Linked DNA regions of Homo sapiens: region 2 is linked to region 1. The links are chromatin loops, found by intact Hi-C in ENCODE. Cell type or tissue: PC-9. All regions are shown on one strand.

What was found. Hi-C counts contacts between places; a loop is a spot of excess contacts. Peaks named below come from ENCODE experiments on the same cell type or tissue, not always from the same donor. Only the 100,000 strongest peaks of a DNase experiment are listed, where the experiment ranks them.
Region 2: it touches region 1 in a loop (10-fold over the local background); 2 of 110 quality-filtered maps call a loop at or near these places.

What each region holds. Positions count from the first base shown.
Region 1 is chr1:1,161,071-1,169,070 of GRCh38, forward strand. It overlaps MIR200BHG (MIR200B, MIR200A and MIR429 host gene), which reads left to right and starts at 1,807. Exons shown (of 2, transcript XR_007065348.1): 1 at 1,807-2,188; 2 at 2,565-8,000. MIR200B (microRNA 200b) reads left to right here and starts at 6,034; the gene lies at 6,034-6,128. MIR200A (microRNA 200a) reads left to right here and starts at 6,793; the gene lies at 6,793-6,882. MIR429 (microRNA 429) reads left to right here and starts at 7,935; the gene lies at 7,935-8,000. It also overlaps LOC124903820. In PC-9, no CTCF peak of the experiment used is centred here; DNase peaks (open chromatin) are centred at 1,801 and 3,791; H3K4me3 peaks cover 4,319 bases; H3K27ac peaks cover 4,193 bases.
Region 2 is chr1:1,021,273-1,029,272 of GRCh38, forward strand. AGRN (agrin) reads left to right here. Exons shown (of 36, transcript NM_198576.4): 2 at 929-1,190. Among named protein-coding and RNA genes, the nearest start is that of AGRN, 5.2 kb to the left of the region's middle. RefSeq lists enhancers at 120-1,319, 2,504-3,480, 3,481-4,456. In PC-9, no CTCF peak of the experiment used is centred here; DNase peaks (open chromatin) are centred at 389, 749 and 3,569; H3K4me3 peaks cover 1,871 bases; H3K27ac peaks cover 2,657 bases.

The sequences.
Region 1 (8,000 bases):
CCCCCGGCTCTCCCTACTGCCCAGAGCCTCCGCCAGCACCCAGGGACCCACGTCCACCTCCCAGAGCGGCCCTGCCCAGGGTCCTTCCCTGCCCTCCACGATTCTCCGTGGCCCTTGGAGAAAGAGCAGCTTCTCCCCAGGCTCTGCCCCCAGCCCTTCCACCCCAGAGCCTCTGCCCAGACGTCCCGTCCCATCCCGGGGGGCTGTCACGCTTCCGCCCCACCTCTCGCCCATTCCCGGACAGTCACAGCCGTGGAACAACGCAGCGTGTGGACACAGCCCCAGGGAAGCTTGACTCTGCCTGGTCCCCATGGCGTGCGGTGGCTCACCAGCCGCCCCCATCGCTCCATGAAATCTGACTACACCTGTCCCAAAAATCAACCAGCTCCCAGGCAGGTCCCGCCGTGCAGGGGGCCAAGGGCCACACCTGGGACCAGTGAGTGAGGCGGCGTGCGGGTAGTGGGGGTGTGAGCCCGAGACGGGGGTCCAGCCTTCTCCCACTTGGATGCCAACAGCAGACTCTGGATTTGGAGGTGTGGGCGGTGCCTTAGTCTCCCCAGAAGACAAGAGCCCACCCGCCGGGTGTGTCCTGACCCCACCCCCACCTGCCCCACACAGACACCTGAGTGGGCATCAGAGTGGGCCGGGCCCTGACTGTCCGGGGGAGGGACTGTTGGGGCAAGGGCAGTGGGTCAGAGGTCACCGGTGCCCCCAGGACCAGTTTCCAGCGAGAAGAGAGCCAGGAGCCCCGGGCACAGGCCCACGGTGATGAGGCTCCTGACCGAGCTCCCAGAGCTCATTATGGAAAACCGTGGGGTCCGCTGGGACCTCTCTGCTGGTCGGGCTAATTACAGACCGTTTGTCGTTTCATTATGGGCTCTTCCTCTGGGAGATGCGAGAAGCAAACACTTTGCCATGGGAGGGGCGCTTCCCGGACCGGGCGGGGGCCCTGCCCTCCCCACCCCCAGACCCCTGGTCCCCCAGGCCTTCCAAGCTCCCAAAGAAAACTTGAACCCCCACTCCAGGGGCTCCAAAGTAACCTCCAGAGCCCAGATGGGGATGTTCCGGGAGCTGCTGGGGCCTCTCAGCTGTCCCTGCCTCGCAGGGAGGCTCAGGAAGGCACCCACACCCCTCCCTCATTCCCCCAGCTGTGGGTCTGTGGGGTCTCGGAGCCTCTTGCCCATTGGGGTGGGACTGGGGGCACGTAGCTCCTCCGAGCCCCTGGCGAGGAGACCGATCCTGAGACCCACCTGGGCCTACGGGGGGTCCCTTCATTGCTCCAAAATTAAGGGCTGCGGGCCTGGAGCAAAGACAGGCAGGTATGGCCCCTGCCCTCTGTCCATGAGAGGCCTCAGCCCCATGGGACAGGGCACCACCGCTGCAGGGAGGCGGCGGGCAGGTTGTGACCCCTCACCCTGGGGCCACCCTACCCGCTTCTAAGGCAGCCTGGGAAGGAGCCCTGCGGAGCTGGGGGGTGGGGAGGCAGAGGTGGAGAGGCGAGAGTTGCCCGCGGCTGCCCCTACCCCTGCCCATGTCGCCCACACTCCACACGGGCCCCACAGAAGCCTTCCCATCCTGGCTTTTGTTCAACCTCGGTGGGCGGCAAGGTGGGGGCGGGACGGAGTCTGCGGGGCCTGCGGGGCCCGGGCCTGCGTCACCGTCACTGGCCCGCCTCCCGCCCGGCCTATGGGAGCCCAGGGGACACACCTGTCGGGGGCCAGGAGCGGAGATTGGCCAGCGGGAGCTCGCACCTGTGTGGGGCGGGGAGCACTGCTCCTTGTAAGGCGAGCCCCCGCCGAGCCGGCTCTTCCCTCCCGAGGCCCCCACCTCGCCACCGCCTCCCATTGTCCCGTCGCCCTCGAAACTCTCCCAGAGACGGGCGAGTTGTCCACCTGTGCAGGTCTGAACTGACTTCCTGTGCCAGGGCCTCGCCTGAGCGGGGGCAGGAAGCTCACCCTTGCAGGTCTCCCCGCGCCAACGGACGCCCTGAGGCCTGACCCTGGCTGAGGCAGAGCACCCAGCTCCGTGGACCGGGACGGACGGGCTCAGGTGCCCCCCATTCCTTCCGAAGCCGGTTCACACCCACCCGGGCCTGGCACAGGGGAGGCGCTGGCTGCAGGGTCGGGGCGGGAGCAGCCTCAACCCGGCTCCTGGGCCGCGGCCGCAGCAGTGGAACCTGTCGGGGCAGGTAAGGGCGGGCAGCGGGGAGGCTGAGGCGCAGGGGGAGGCGGCTCCCTGCAGGGGGGCCCTCGCCAGCCCCCGCCGTGGCCGACGTGGGGCAGGGGCGCAGGTGACAGATGGGCTGTCGCCAGCCTGGCCAGCGTCCAGGGGAGCTCCGGTCACTGCAGACACAGGCTGGAGCGGGTCCTTCCCCCCCCCAGGGAAAGGTGGGCCCCTGCGCAGATGCGGCTGGGTTTCGGGTGTGGAGCCATCTTGGACCCACGGGCTGCGTCTTCCGGGCACGGGCACAGTGTGTGGGCTCCAGGCATGGGGTGCCCTCAGGGCAGGGCCTGGGCAGAGGGCAGGCTCCGAGAGGGGTCACGTTCTTGCCGCCTACCTGACAGCAGGCCTTCTAGAAAGTTCTCTCCAGAAGCAGCCACCGCCGTCCTGAGGCACTTTGTGCGGAGACGGGAAGCTGTCGCCTCAGAGGTGGGTGCGTAGAAGGGTTTGGCCGGGTGCGAGGATGACCGCGTCTCCCTTGGGCTCTGGAGTCTGCGGTGGGAAGGGCTTGGTTTCAGCACCCTCTGGTCAGAGGCCGGCCGAGCCCATGGGCGGTGAGGTTGGTGCCTGGGGTCGTGGCTGGTCTGGTACAGGTGGGGCTCAGCCCGGAGAAGCTGGAGCCGGTTCCCAGGCCCCGCGCTATGACTGGGGTGGGGGCAACGTCTCTCGTGAGGTTTTTTACTTAAATGTGAAACGGCTCAGTACGGTGGCCGCAGCCGGGAACAAGGTCCGACCCACCGAGGCCCAGCCTTGAACTTGCCGCGGGGGCACCTGAACACGGTTTTACAGCCCGGATCACTGGCTTTCTTGAAGTTTGGGAACTGATTGATCATGGTGGCGGGAGGTAAGGTTCATTGTTCTTGATGAACAAAATTCTTAGGGCGTGAAGAGCCGATGCTTTAATTAACCCCCCGGGAGCGTCTCAGGCCTCCCCCCGGGAGCGTCTCAGGCCCCGTTTACGCTGAGTGTCTGGGGAAAGACGTGGTTTGGTTTTGTTTTTCTAGTAACCCAGATGAAATGTTTAAAAGCATGGTTGGCAGCACATTGAATTTGGCAAAATTAAGGTTTGCATTTGTGAAAATGCGGATGCAGTTTGCGGTTCTTTTCAGACATTTTGGTAATTTGCAAATACTTATTTGCGAAACGAGTTTGTCAGAACATTTTTTAGTATCTAGAGGAAGATGAGATGGGCCGAGGAGGTCGCGCACCCCTGGATCCCTGGAGGAGCTGGTGTGTTCTCTGTGGGGCGGGTGGACGTGGCCCGGACACACGGGCCGTGCTCACAGCCGGCCTGCGAGGGCTGCAAATCCACGCCCGCCGTGTGGGTGAAATGGCGGCTTTGCCTCCCAGACGCGTAGCTCCGGCGACGCAGAGGGAAGAACCTGAGTGCCCGCCAGGCCGAGCTCCGCACCCCACCCCCCGGCAGCCTCTGACTCCCGGCTCGGCTCCCGCGGTCGGGGAGGGTTGGATTTCACACTTTGTTCTCGAGGCCGCACCATTGATTAAGCCCGTCGGGCAGGTTAACCAACAAGTTAGGTTTTCACGCCGGGATCACATTCCTCGCCGGGCGCTCCCACCCCACCCCAGCCTGTGCAGGTGGGACCCGGCCAGGCAGGCGGGCAGGGCGGCCAGGTGCGCCGAGGGGCGCCTCCACGGGGAGTGTGCTCCGCAGAGAACCCCTTGCTGGGGCGGCTCTGGGCCTCCTGACTCACTCCTGGATTTTCCCAAGCTGAGTCTGGCCCCGCGGTGATGATTAACCCAACACCTCAACCGGCACCGCCACGCTAGCTCCACTTCCCGGCGACGGTTGACAAGAAAGCGCCGCGTGGGGCTCTCGGAAAACAGGGAAGGTCCGTTTTCGCTTTTCATTTCTTGACCTGTGGCCACGGTAAGACTCGGCCGCCTGCCCACCCGACTCCTTGCCCCTCACCCCTGTGCCAGGCACAAGGCCCTGCGAAATCCTTGGTCCCCCAGCTGAGCCTGCCGGCCCAGGCCACCATCTCCCCACCCAGCCCTGGAGCCAGGGTCGGCCTCTCCTGCTAGCTGCTCGTTGGCTTTACAGCTTCTGCACTCAGGAGGCGCCTGGGAATCCTGCCCTGGAACTTAGGAAGGAGGCTTCTCCCACCTGCCTGCCACACGGGTCTGTCCCTGGGTCCCAGCCTCTGCCGTGTGCCCCTCAGCCTCCCGGGTGAGAACGCAATGACTGATGAGCCTGGGGTGGCCAGGCCAGCTCTGGCCCTGTGGGGTTCCTGAGAAGGCTGGCCCTGGGTGGCCAAGGGCCTGGGGACACTGGCCCCGGGCCCTGAACCTGGCAGTGGGAGGCCGGCCCGTCCGCCGGGTGGGCTGGGAACTGTGTTTGGCCCCAGCTGCAAGGGACGAGTGCCGGGCACCTGCTGCCCTCCCCACGTGACCTGGCAGCCAGGAATGGAGCTGAAATTCAACTCTGCTCTGAACGGGAAGTCTTAGTTTCCTTTAGCTCAGAAAACAGGTGAAATTGTGTTCCTGAAGCACTGATTTGATGGGATTTGATGGCATTGGTGGCGAAGGCCTGTGAGGTGATGGAAAGGGAAAGCCGGGTGCCCTGGAGCCTGACAGGCTGGGGCCAGGGCAGGGGACCTGGTGTGGGGTCTCCGGAGAGGGTCCAGGCGTGAGGGAAGCTGGGTCAGGACCTCGGAGACGTGGCCTTTGGAGGAGGAGACTGGAACCGGGTGGACCCGGCAGCAGGCGGGGGCGGGCGGACACGACCTTTGTTGTGGTCGGCGGGCAGACAGGGGAATCGGCACAGGGCCTGCGCCCCACCTACAGCCTCTGTGGGTGGAAGGTGCCAGAAAACTTGAAGAGTGGCTCTGGCCAGCTCTCTGGGCCCAGTTGGCACCAGGTGGTTGCAGAGAAAGGGTGGGAAGGAGGACAGGAAGGACGGCGTGTCCAGCGGGCGGGGAGCCTTGGTCTGGCCTGAGGGCTGAACCTCCCTCGGGTCCTGAGTGTGCCTGGAGTAGAAGCCTAGGGTCTCTGGGCTCCAGGCAGGGCCCTGAGCAAGGAGGGGCCACAGGGCTGCCCACTTCCTCCTGCCCCCCTGCAGAGGCGGCTCAGCCCTCGCGGCGTCTGAGGCTTGACTGCCTGTGTCTGTGTTTGTGGCCGGTCTGCCTCTGTGCCTGGGTCAGACCCCAGACCAGCAGACACACAAACCGCAGGGACGGCTGGGCAGGGTCAGGAGCCTGCCCCGCCCGCACCCCCACCCACACCCCCACCCCCACCCCCGCCTGCACCCCCTGCCCTCAGACGCTGTGCAGTGAGCGGGGCAGCATGGGAGAGGGGTCTCCAGGTGGCGGGGACCGTTCTGTCTCGAGAGCCTCGCAGACACCGGGCCTTTGAGAAGAGAAGGGGCTGGGCAGGGAAGCAGCTCCTGGAACACCATCCTGGAGACAGAGGCCCTTGTCCCCTGCCTCAGACAAGGCAGCACGTGGGGCCCGGGGGGCTGGGGCTGCTGTCCAGGCCTTCCTATGGGACCACCCAGAGGGAAGGTCCCCCGCAGAGGGGTGGGGGCAGAGGGCCGAGCGGGGCGGGCAGAGGGCCCGTGTCAGCCCCACTCCGACCTAGTCCTCGGCCGTCTGGCCAGGACACTTCGGCCCCCCAGGTGCCCACCCCAGGACCCAAAGCTGGTGGCTGCTGGACTCGGCAGGGCTGGCGGGTGGGGCTCACCCGGGCCCCTGCCCTCCGGCGATGCTGTCCTCAGTGCCCCAGGAGGACGAGGCCCCCCAGCTACTGAGCTTCCCAGCGAGTCCCATGCAACCCTCAGCCGGGCGGCCCCCGGACCCAGCTCGGGCAGCCGTGGCCATCTTACTGGGCAGCATTGGATGGAGTCAGGTCTCTAATACTGCCTGGTAATGATGACGGCGGAGCCCTGCACGCAGCGACCGGCCGACCCCGTCCCGGCCCCCAGGGCCTCCCGCCGAGCCCCACACTCCCCTCCCACACAGCCCGCTCACCGGACCCCACCCCGTCCGGGCCAGATGGCTCTGGGGAGAGTGACGGGGGGACGTGACCTTCGGAAGGGGGCTGGGGCGCCCCCCACCAGCATCTCAGAGACCCCGGAATGCAAGGCCTCCTGCAGCTGCACCCAGGGCGCCCCACAGTGATCTGGGGATTAGGACGCTCAGGTGTCCGGGCCCTGCCCACAGCGCCTGGGCGGGAGCTGCTGTCACACCCAGCAGGTGCGGGCCGAGCAGGACCCAACAGAGGGCTCAGGAGGGCAAGGCCCAACCGGGAGCCACGTGGAACCCAGAGGAAGCCGCCCCACCCAGCTTGGCCACAGCCATCTTCCCTCCTGCCGGACAGGGTGGGCCGGCCACCGAGCAGACCAGTGCCCCCGCCTTGGTCCCGGGTCAGCAGCCCCAGGGTCCCCTTGCCCTGGAGGAAGCAGGGAGGGTGGGCCTGTGTGCAGTCTCAGGGCCCCCAAGCCCCTCTCCGCCAGCCCTGTCCGGTCCCGGCACCACCCCTGGCTGCTCACCGCTCCGGTTCTTCCCTGGGCTTCCACAGCAGCCCCTGCCTGCCTGGCGGGACCCCACGTCCCTCCCGGGCCCCTGTGAGCATCTTACCGGACAGTGCTGGATTTCCCAGCTTGACTCTAACACTGTCTGGTAACGATGTTCAAAGGTGACCCGCCGCTCGCCGGGGACACCACCGAGGCACATCCGGAGCTCCTACTCCAGGGATGGGCTGGGGCGGAGGGCCGAGCGGGGCCAGCAGACGGGTGAGGGCGGAGGGCCGAGCGGGGCCAGCAGACGGGTGAGGGCGGAGGGCCGAGCGGGGCCAGCAGACGGGTGAGGGCGGAGGGCTGAGCGGGCGGCAGAGGGCCTGTGTCAGCTCCGAAGTCCAGCCCCCAGGGGAGGGGCCGGCCTCTGCCGGGGGTGCCCCCGGGGTCACTCACGCCCAGGCTGGGTCTGACACCTTGAGGACCCCTTGGTGCCTCCACAGGTGGCCTGGAGGGCATCCTGCTCCCCCTCCCGGAGCCGCTGTGCCTCCCCCACCCAACCTCCCAGGCTGGGTTTTAGGGTGACCTGGCTCCAGGAAAGGCCATAGGGCTGGGATGCCAGGGCTGGAGAGGGAAGAGCAACAGTGGCCTCTCTCACGTGGTCCGGGCTCCGTGGAGGGTCTGCTGGGGGCGCAGGAAGGACAAGGTGGGTTCAGATTCCCGAGCCCCACCATGCAGGGGAGCGGGGACGCTCTGCGCTTGCCCTCTGAGGGACAAGGGGTCTCATTCCTTCCCCCAGTCAACAAGAACAGGAACTTTGTCCAAAACCCACCAGGCCAGGATGACCCATTGTTTCATCTTTTCCATCTGCAACCAGGGCGCCTGGGACCGCACCCCCACACAAGGCCCCAGCCTGGGGAGGGGGCAGCCACCGGGGAGAGGCTGCCCTTCACTGTTACTCATTAACCCGACCGAGCTTCAGGAAGCCAGCGAGGGGCTGCAGGGAACCTTTGCCAAGAGCAGGGCCTGGGTGACCAGGTGGCTCCCGGGTACCCCCACACAGCCAGGCTGGGCTGGGACCAGGTGCTGGGATGGGGGCTGTCAGGGAAGTGCCTCGGGGGCTCGTTCTGCAGACCCAGGAGGGATCAGGGCAGCTGCAGGAGGTGGCAGGAGCCGCCCCCGGGGCCTTCCCTTCACAGGCCCCGCAGACACCAGCCCAGGACCCGGAGGCCACCCACACCACCGCCGGCCGATGGGCGTCTTACCAGACATGGTTAGACCTGGCCCTCTGTCTAATACTGTCTGGTAA
Region 2 (8,000 bases), 140 kb before region 1:
CTGCTCCTGGGTGTGGCTGGGGTGGGGGAAGGCGATGAAAGCCACCAGGCCCTCCCCCTGCCTGGGTCATCTGCCTCCTGGAGCCTACTGTTGGGGGGCGTGGAAGAGGCTCTGCCTGCGCAACTGGAGGGGGTCCCTGCGGATGCCGCAGTCCTGAGGCTCCCAGCAGGGGCTGCGCAGTGGACAGGCCAACCATTGTCTCTCCCCCCATCCGGCAGCCCCAGCCCCCCAGATCTGAGGAAGGGGCTGCTTCTCCCGGCTTTGTTCTCAGGGGAGTGCGTGAGTGCGTGGGTCCCTGTCCCCGTGAGGGCCGCCAGGTCGGCTGTAGCCTTTACCACAGGCCACCGTCAGAGCAGCTGCCCTCAGGGCCCCAGGAGCTGAGAAGGTGGAGGGTGGGGCACCCTGCACTGCCCAAACTTGATTTCGTGGTTCACAGGCTGCCCTGAGTGCACAGACTGTAGAAGCCCGAGGAAGGGGCGTCTCAGCCCAGCCACAGGGCCAAGCTGGCCCCTTACCCCAACGCCCCATCCCCCTCCTCCACTGCCCAAGCTTGCTGGGAGGTGGGCCCTGAGCACTGGGCAGGTGGGGAGAAGTGTGGAAGGCAGGCACCCCAAGCCAGGTGGGCCCCCTTCCCAAATTCGGCCTTAGCTGATAGGGACGTTATTGGAGCTGGGGTGGCTGAAGTTGGTTAGACCTGGGGGAGGGGATGTGTTCACAGGTGACGCATCTCTGAGCGTTCCCGCATGGGCTGTGGTGGCCAGTGTGGGCTTCCCCCAGCTTCCGCCCAGCGGGCTGACTCAGAGGTCTCCCCACATCTCTGCCCAGGGCTTGAGTCTACTGTGGACATTTGCCCTAAACACCTAAAGCCCCCAGTCTAGCCCCTTCCCCAGGAGAGGACTAATGACACCTACCGCCATGTCCACCCCAGGTTCGGGTCTGGCGGTACTTGAAGGGCAAAGACCTGGTGGCCCGGGAGAGCCTGCTGGACGGCGGCAACAAGGTGGTGATCAGCGGCTTTGGAGACCCCCTCATCTGTGACAACCAGGTGTCCACTGGGGACACCAGGATCTTCTTTGTGAACCCTGCACCCCCATACCTGTGGCCAGCCCACAAGAACGAGCTGATGCTCAACTCCAGCCTCATGCGGATCACCCTGCGGAACCTGGAGGAGGTGGAGTTCTGTGTGGAAGGTGCGTGGTGGGGGGCTCGTGTGGGGGCCTGTGGGGGTCAGGGCAGTGGCCAAGGGGGACAGGTTGCAGGGGTCGCTGTGCGGGGTCCTTTCGTGCTGTGCCGGAGGCTGCAGCACACGGTGTCTTGTGGTCCAACCTCATTCTCTGCTTCTCCGTCCCTGGCTCCCCAGCTGCATCTCCAAGCCCTCACATTAGACATCTTTGGCCCTGGGGCCCAAGGCAAGTCCCAGCCCTGCAAACAGATGGCCTCCTGCCTCCTCCCCTCCTCCCAGCTCTCCATACTTCCTTCTGGAGGCCCCTTCTAGGGAGAAGCTGGACAGGTGAATGTCCCCAGCTGTTCAAGCCCCTGTGTTAGCCCAGACCTCCGTCTAGACGGGCCCGCGTGTCGAGCACTCCTCGCCGTGGAGATCGGGCGGGAGGGCGAGGCTGTGCGGCGAGGGCTTCTGCGGATGTGGAGGGTGTGGCATTTGCCATCGTGAGGTCTTGCTTGCTGTTCCCATGGCTCTGCCGAAGGGCCGAGGAGTGGCCCTCCCTGACCCCAGCCTGGTGGGGGCAGAAATCCCATGGCAGCCCCCGCAGGACAAGTCCCAGTTGGGGACTGAGATCGTTGGCTGGGGAATGTGGCAGGGAAAATATAGGAGGTCCCTGTCGCCCCCACATCCTGTCTGCTCCCTCATGGCTGCCTGGGAAGGGATGTGTCGGTGGGGGGGTCTGGAGAGTGCTTCCTCCTCAAGGCAACGGTAAGGGTCCTGACTTCCCGTCTCTCCGATCTGCTCCGTTGGCCGGCAGGAAACTTTGCTGCCCTGACACTAGCCTGGCTCTTGAGGGGTCCTTGTGGGGTCCTGGACTGTCCACTGCTCTTGCCTTCTCTGTGCATGCCTGGGGGCTATGCAGGGGGAGGGGCAGCACCCAAAATAAGGAACGCTGCGGCCTTTTCCCCAGCCTGTGGTCAGTGGTCCCCAAGCTGCCTTCAGGGTCCAGGGCCTCAGTGCAGCACAGAGGAGGGTCCCCTGGGTCCCCCACTGGGAGGACATGATAACCTTGGTCCTCTTCTGGGCACTCATGGTCTGGGGAAAAGATGGGGGCATCGTGGACTCAGGATAGGCTGTCAGGAGCTGAGGAGGGGCTGGAGAAGGGGGTTAGGGCGAGGAGAGGTTCCTGTCCCTGCAAGATCAGGAGAGGGGGTCACTAACCCCACAGCCAGGTGGGTCCAGCCCGAGAGTCCGTGACTTAGTAGCTGAGGACTTGCTCTAGGGTCAGAGGGCACATGGCAGGAGAGTCACCCCGGCTGAACGAGGCTCTGCATCTTACCGAAGCCGCTCTACGGGTGCCAGGCACTGGCTCTGGAGCGAGTGCCCAGGCGGAGCAGAGCGCTGGGAGGAGGGTCCGTGGGGAGCCCCTGCCAGGTGGGTGTGGCTTAGCCCAGCTGTGGGCAGTCGCACTCAGGGACGAGCTCCAGGTGGGGAGCCTGGGACCCACAGCCAGTATGCAGCTTGGGGAGCACCCGGGAGGGGCTGTGGCCACCGGACCCCCTGGGGTGGGGCTGGCCAGGGGAGGGTTAGCCAGGGAGGACTGTCATGGGAGGGGCCTTGCAGGTGAGCCAGGGGCCAAGGGGAGCCTCAGGAGGGAAACAGCATGAGGAGTGGGGGAGCCCAGGAGCTTCCGGTGGGACATGTGGAGCTCTGCTGTGGAAGTAGACCAGGGATATCTCGGGTGGCTGGGGTCCCTGGCTGCCGGGACAGGGTAAATGCCTCCCAGAAGCCTGGGGTGAGCCCTGAGGGACAAGGTCTCTGGAGCCAGTCTGGCTGGAGAAGGGACAATTCTGTGTGCCCACCCCTCCCCTCACACTGGGTGGTGTGGGAGGTGGGTCCATCTCCTGCTCTGTAGGAGATAAGGACATTGAACCCCACCCTGGGCCCTCTGGTAGCCAAGGCCTCACCCTAGTGAGGGGGATGGATGGAGGGAGCTTGAGCCTAGCTGACCTCTCCCCATCTGACTCCGACCCCACCTCCCAGGGCACAGGATGGCGTCTGGGCAGCCCCTAGTCTTCAGAAGCTACCCCTGAGACCACAGGGTCCCACCTTGTATGGGAACCCCATCCTGGAGACAAAGGCCCCTCCGAGCTCCCCAGGTCGGGGAGGGCCACGCCCCTCACCACCCCTGCCCGGACACCGCCTGAGGTGCACCTGCTGCTGGGCCACACCTGGACTCAGCTCTACTGAGGACTTCCTTTCCTCAGTTTCTCACCTGGCCCTGCCAGATCTTCCTGGCCCTGCCCAGCCAAGGCCCCTCCCCCAGTCAACAACCCTCAGAAAGGCTCCTCCCCCCTTCTCTGCCTAGGGAGCCACATTCCTGGCATAACTAAGACAGGTATGTGTCCCTCCCTCTGCGCCACCTTTGGGCGGGGGAGGCCCGCTGCTCCCTCCGGAAGGAGACCCCCGCCCCTGCTTTGTCAGGGAAGTGGCCTGGCCTCCGCAGTGCCAGCTGCCCAGGGCTGGCGGCTGAGCGGGCGACTCCTCCGGCCCTCGCCACCCTGTCCTGTCTGGGCACTGCCCATGCCCTCCCAGCCCACCTCACAAAGGCTGGTCCTAGAGCCTCCCTGAAGCCCCCAGGAGGGACTCCTGGCTGAGGGCCGGCCAGGCCGCCCGGGGCCCATCCCTCCCTGCTAGGAGCCAGGAGCAGAGAAAGGGAGTGTTGTCTGCCCCTGCCGGGGCCTGGCACAGGGACAGGGCAGGGGGCCAGGGTCAGAGTGAGTCTGGCGCCTTCCCAGCCCGGCCCTGCCCAGCTCTGAAGCCCGGGGTCCCGGCGGCCTAGTCCCGGGCCCGCCTGTATTCCGGCGTGTGCACCCTCCCTTCCTCCCTGCCTGGCCAGCTGCCTAGGCCTCAGGACGGCAGTCCTAGGGGAAGCCCAGAGTCCCACGGCACCGGGGACAGCATCGGTGCTGGGGTTGAGGGGCCCGACAGCCCCAGACCAGGCTCCCCTCAGTGTGGGGCAGTCTAGGAGTTGGGGGAGGTTTCTGGGATGCAGGAGGACCTCCCATAGGGCTGGGGCCAGCCCCCTCTCCTGCCCAGGGCTCAGCTCCTGCCCCCAACTCCTCCGCATTCCTGCCACCCTCTCCTGCCCCCTCCTGACTCCAGGTTCTCATCCTGCCCCCTGGTTCCCCCACCCCCACCCCATGAGCCCCTCTCTGGCCCTCCCCCAGGCAGGTCTGGGCTCGAGGCTGCTGCCCCAATCTCCCTCCTGCAGCTGGGAGGGGGTCTGCCGGGTGGGAGGGCGGAGGGCCTACCTCTGTCCCTCCCCACTCACCTCTGTGTCTCCCCACCCAGGGGCTCCTGGTAGGAAGTTGGGGCCCCACCTCTGTTTCTCCTGGAGCTGGGAGGGGGGTCTGCCGGGTGAAGGGCCCACCTCTGTCCATCCCAACCCCGGGGCTCCTGGTGGGAAGTCGGGGCTCGGTGCTTCCCGCCTGCGTGAATGGACTTGTCCCGTCTTTGACTTCTCCTGGGCTTGCCCCTGCCTTGGCCTGGGGGGGGGCTTTGCTGGCTGAAACCAAAGGGAGTGAGGTGGTGGGAGGGGTAGGGGAATCGGGTTGGTCAGTTCTGTGGAGATGACCTCTTTGAGAGGGCCGGGCTGAGCTGGTGGAAGGAACTCTTGGCTTTTTCCAGACCCCACCCCACTCCCTCACTCCCCACCCAGAGAACAGCCCTGGCTCCATTGTTCCTGCAGACTAGAGAGGGAAGGTTGTTTTGGAACTGGGCTCGCTCCCGCTTGTCCACACTGGCCGCTCTGGTGGGGCCTCTGTGGGTGGTGGTGGGGATGGCACCTGCTGCAGCCTCCAGGCCAAGGTAGGGGAGAAGGAGGTTAGGGTGAGGACAGGTTCCTGTCCCTGCAAGATCAGGAGAGGGAATCATTAGCCCCACAGCCTGCAGAAGGCGGGATGGGGCTGCTCCAGGGAAGGGGGTGCCCGTGCCTCGGGGCCACAGGTCCGGCCAGAGGTCATTCCAGCCAGGCCCATGCAGCTTCCTTCCTGAAGGGCTGACTCTGCCCCCATCACTGCAGGAGGGTGGAAAACAACTGCAGAAGCAGACGCCCCACGCCCAGGGCTTTGCTTCCACCTGTGGGACCCAGGTCCACAGCCCCACCAGCGGCCTGGGTGGGGCAGGAACGGACCCCCTCCCTGCAGTCCTGGTTCTGGCACCCCCTCCCCACTTGGACTGGGCTCCCCAGGGCCCCCGAAGCCCAGCGGGGCTGGGGCTGCAGACGGAAACACCGTGGTGGCCTGCCCACCTCAGGATGGAACCCCGGGGTCCCAGGAGGTGCCTGCCCCTCAGAGATGAGAAAAAGGAAGTGCAGGGCTGAGATATCACCCCATGGACAGTCGCCCGCTGGAGGAGGAGGCTCTGTACCCCTGCACCTCCTGCCTGCTGGGTGAGCTGCTGGGAGCTGCACTGGGGCTCAGAGCAGTCCTGTGCGCCCCTCAGGCTGTGGCAAGATTGTGGCTGGGATCTAGGGAATGAGGCAGGTCTCTAGCGGAGCCTGCAGCACTGAGGGAAGCCCCCCCGAAGGGGCCTCTCCCCCCAGCACAGATCCTGGGAACTTCCTCTGAGGAAGGCCCCCTGCCAGGGGCAGCTCACAGCAGGACCTGGGAAAGGGAGACGGCCCCTCCCAGCCCCCTCCTCCTGCAGTCCCCCCACGGAGCAGAGGCGTGGGAGAAGGGGCGTGCTGTGTCCTACAGGCAGCCGGCTGTTTCCAGCTGTGTGGCCTGCGTGTGTGCATGTGTTTGTGTGTGTGTGTACACGCATGTGTGTGCACGTGCCTGCAGCCTCAGATGTACCAGCCTGTGCACTTCAGAATTCTGCCTGGAGCCTCCACTAGTGGGCCATGGTTCTTACCACCCTATGTCCCTGGGTTCAGCCCGGGCTGGTGCTGCAGGTGTGAGGCTGGTGGTGGGTGACCCTGGCCTGTCCAGGGGGCCTCGGAGCTGGGCTCTTCCTCTGTCCTCGTGCACGTGTCTCGCCTCAGCTTGCTGTTGGTTGTCCACTCTCCTGCCCCCTGCTCACTGCGTCCAGCACGCTGCCCCGTGTCTGGCAAAGGGCCCAGGACCTTCTGCAGGTGCTGCCTCTGAGATGACCAGTGTGGTTTCTGAAGGTTTGAGATGAAGGCATGCTGGGTCCCTTGGGGCGGCAGTGAGGACAGGAGAGGGTCCTGGGTCACAGTCCCTCACATGCCTGCGGGACCTCGAGACTGACACAGATGCCCACCCCTGCCCAGATGGGACTCTGTCTGGGGGCAGCAGGGCAGTCTGGGAGTCAGACCAGGCCTGGTCAGGGTGGGAGCGGGGGTCTGTCGCTGGCCTGAGCCTCCCTGCCCCGCCGTTTGGCAGCCACCTTGGCCACCCTCACACTGGGCCCTAGGAGAAGCAAGCCCCTGCGTGTCCGCAGGTGGGAGGCTCCCACGCACCCCCCGCTGGAGAAGCACAAGCACAAACACCGGCCCACGGCCGCCCCGGCCCACAGCAGCTGGTGGGGAGGGGCTGTGCCCCCTTCTCTCCCCAGGGGAGGCTGGGGTGTGAGCAGGGCTCACCATGACCTTCACTGATTTCATCATCAGTGCCTTCCCCATTCACACACTCACGGTTGGCACCTCCACGGGGCTTCCCAGGGAAGCCGGGAAGGAGCTGTGCATTGAGGGGTGAAAGCCCGTGCAGAGAACCGTGGGAGAAAGAGGCTGTGGACACGGGGCGGAAGAGAGGGCTGGGGCGCAGTCGTCAGCTGCCGTGACCCCACAGCTGGGAGCAAGCTGATTCCTGCCTCGGAGCTGCCGTCTCCCCTGCTGGCCGTTCTCTCTCCCGTGGGGAAACGCCCCCCCCCCCCCCCCGCCCTGCACCTGGCTGGCGGCACCTGTGGGCACTGACCACTCCACGCCAGCTGTTTTCCTTGGTTGGGGTTGGGGGCACCGAGCGTTTGGGTGGACCGGAAGTCAGCGTCTGCATTCGAGCCTGTGTGCGGTGCATGGGCCAAGGGCGCCCACACCCACGCCACCCTTTCCGAAGGAACCGAGCCCCAGCCCCTCATGGGCCAAGGGCACCCACAGCCACGCCACCCTTTCCGAAGGAACCGAGCCCCAGCCCCTCGTGGGCCAAGGGCGCCCACAGCCACGCCACCCTCTCCCAAGGAACCGAGCCCCAGCCCCTCGTGGGCCAAGGGCGCCCACAGCCACGCCACCCTCTCCCAAGGAACCGAGCCCCAGCCCCTCGTGGGCCAAGGGCGCCCACACCCACGCCACCCTCTCCGAAGGAACCGAGCCCCAGCCCCTCGTGGGCCAAGGGCGCCCACACCCACGCCACCCTTTCCGAAGGAACCGAGCCCCAGCCCCTCGTGGGCCAAGGGCGCCCACAGCCACGCCACCCTTTCCGAAGGAACCGAGCCCCAGCCCCTCGTGGGCCAAGGGCGCCCACACCCACGCCACCCTTTCCGAAGGAACCGAGCCCCAGCCCCTCGTGGGCCAAGGGCGCCCACAGCCACGCCACCCTCTCCCAAGGAACCGAGCCCCAGCCCCTCGTGGGCCAAGGGCGCCCACACCCACGCCACCCTCTCCCAAGGAACCGAGCCCCAGCCCCTCGTGGGCCAAGGGCGCCCACAGCCACGCCACCCTTTCCGAAGGAACCGAGCCCCAGCCCCTCTGGGGCCTGCCAATTGCCAGAGAGCCCCAGTGCTCCACCCACTCCAGGCCCCAACCCCCACCTTCTGAGGGCAGGATAAGTACCTGCGGGTGCCCAACCAGAGTGTGCCTGTGTCCACACGGGAACATATG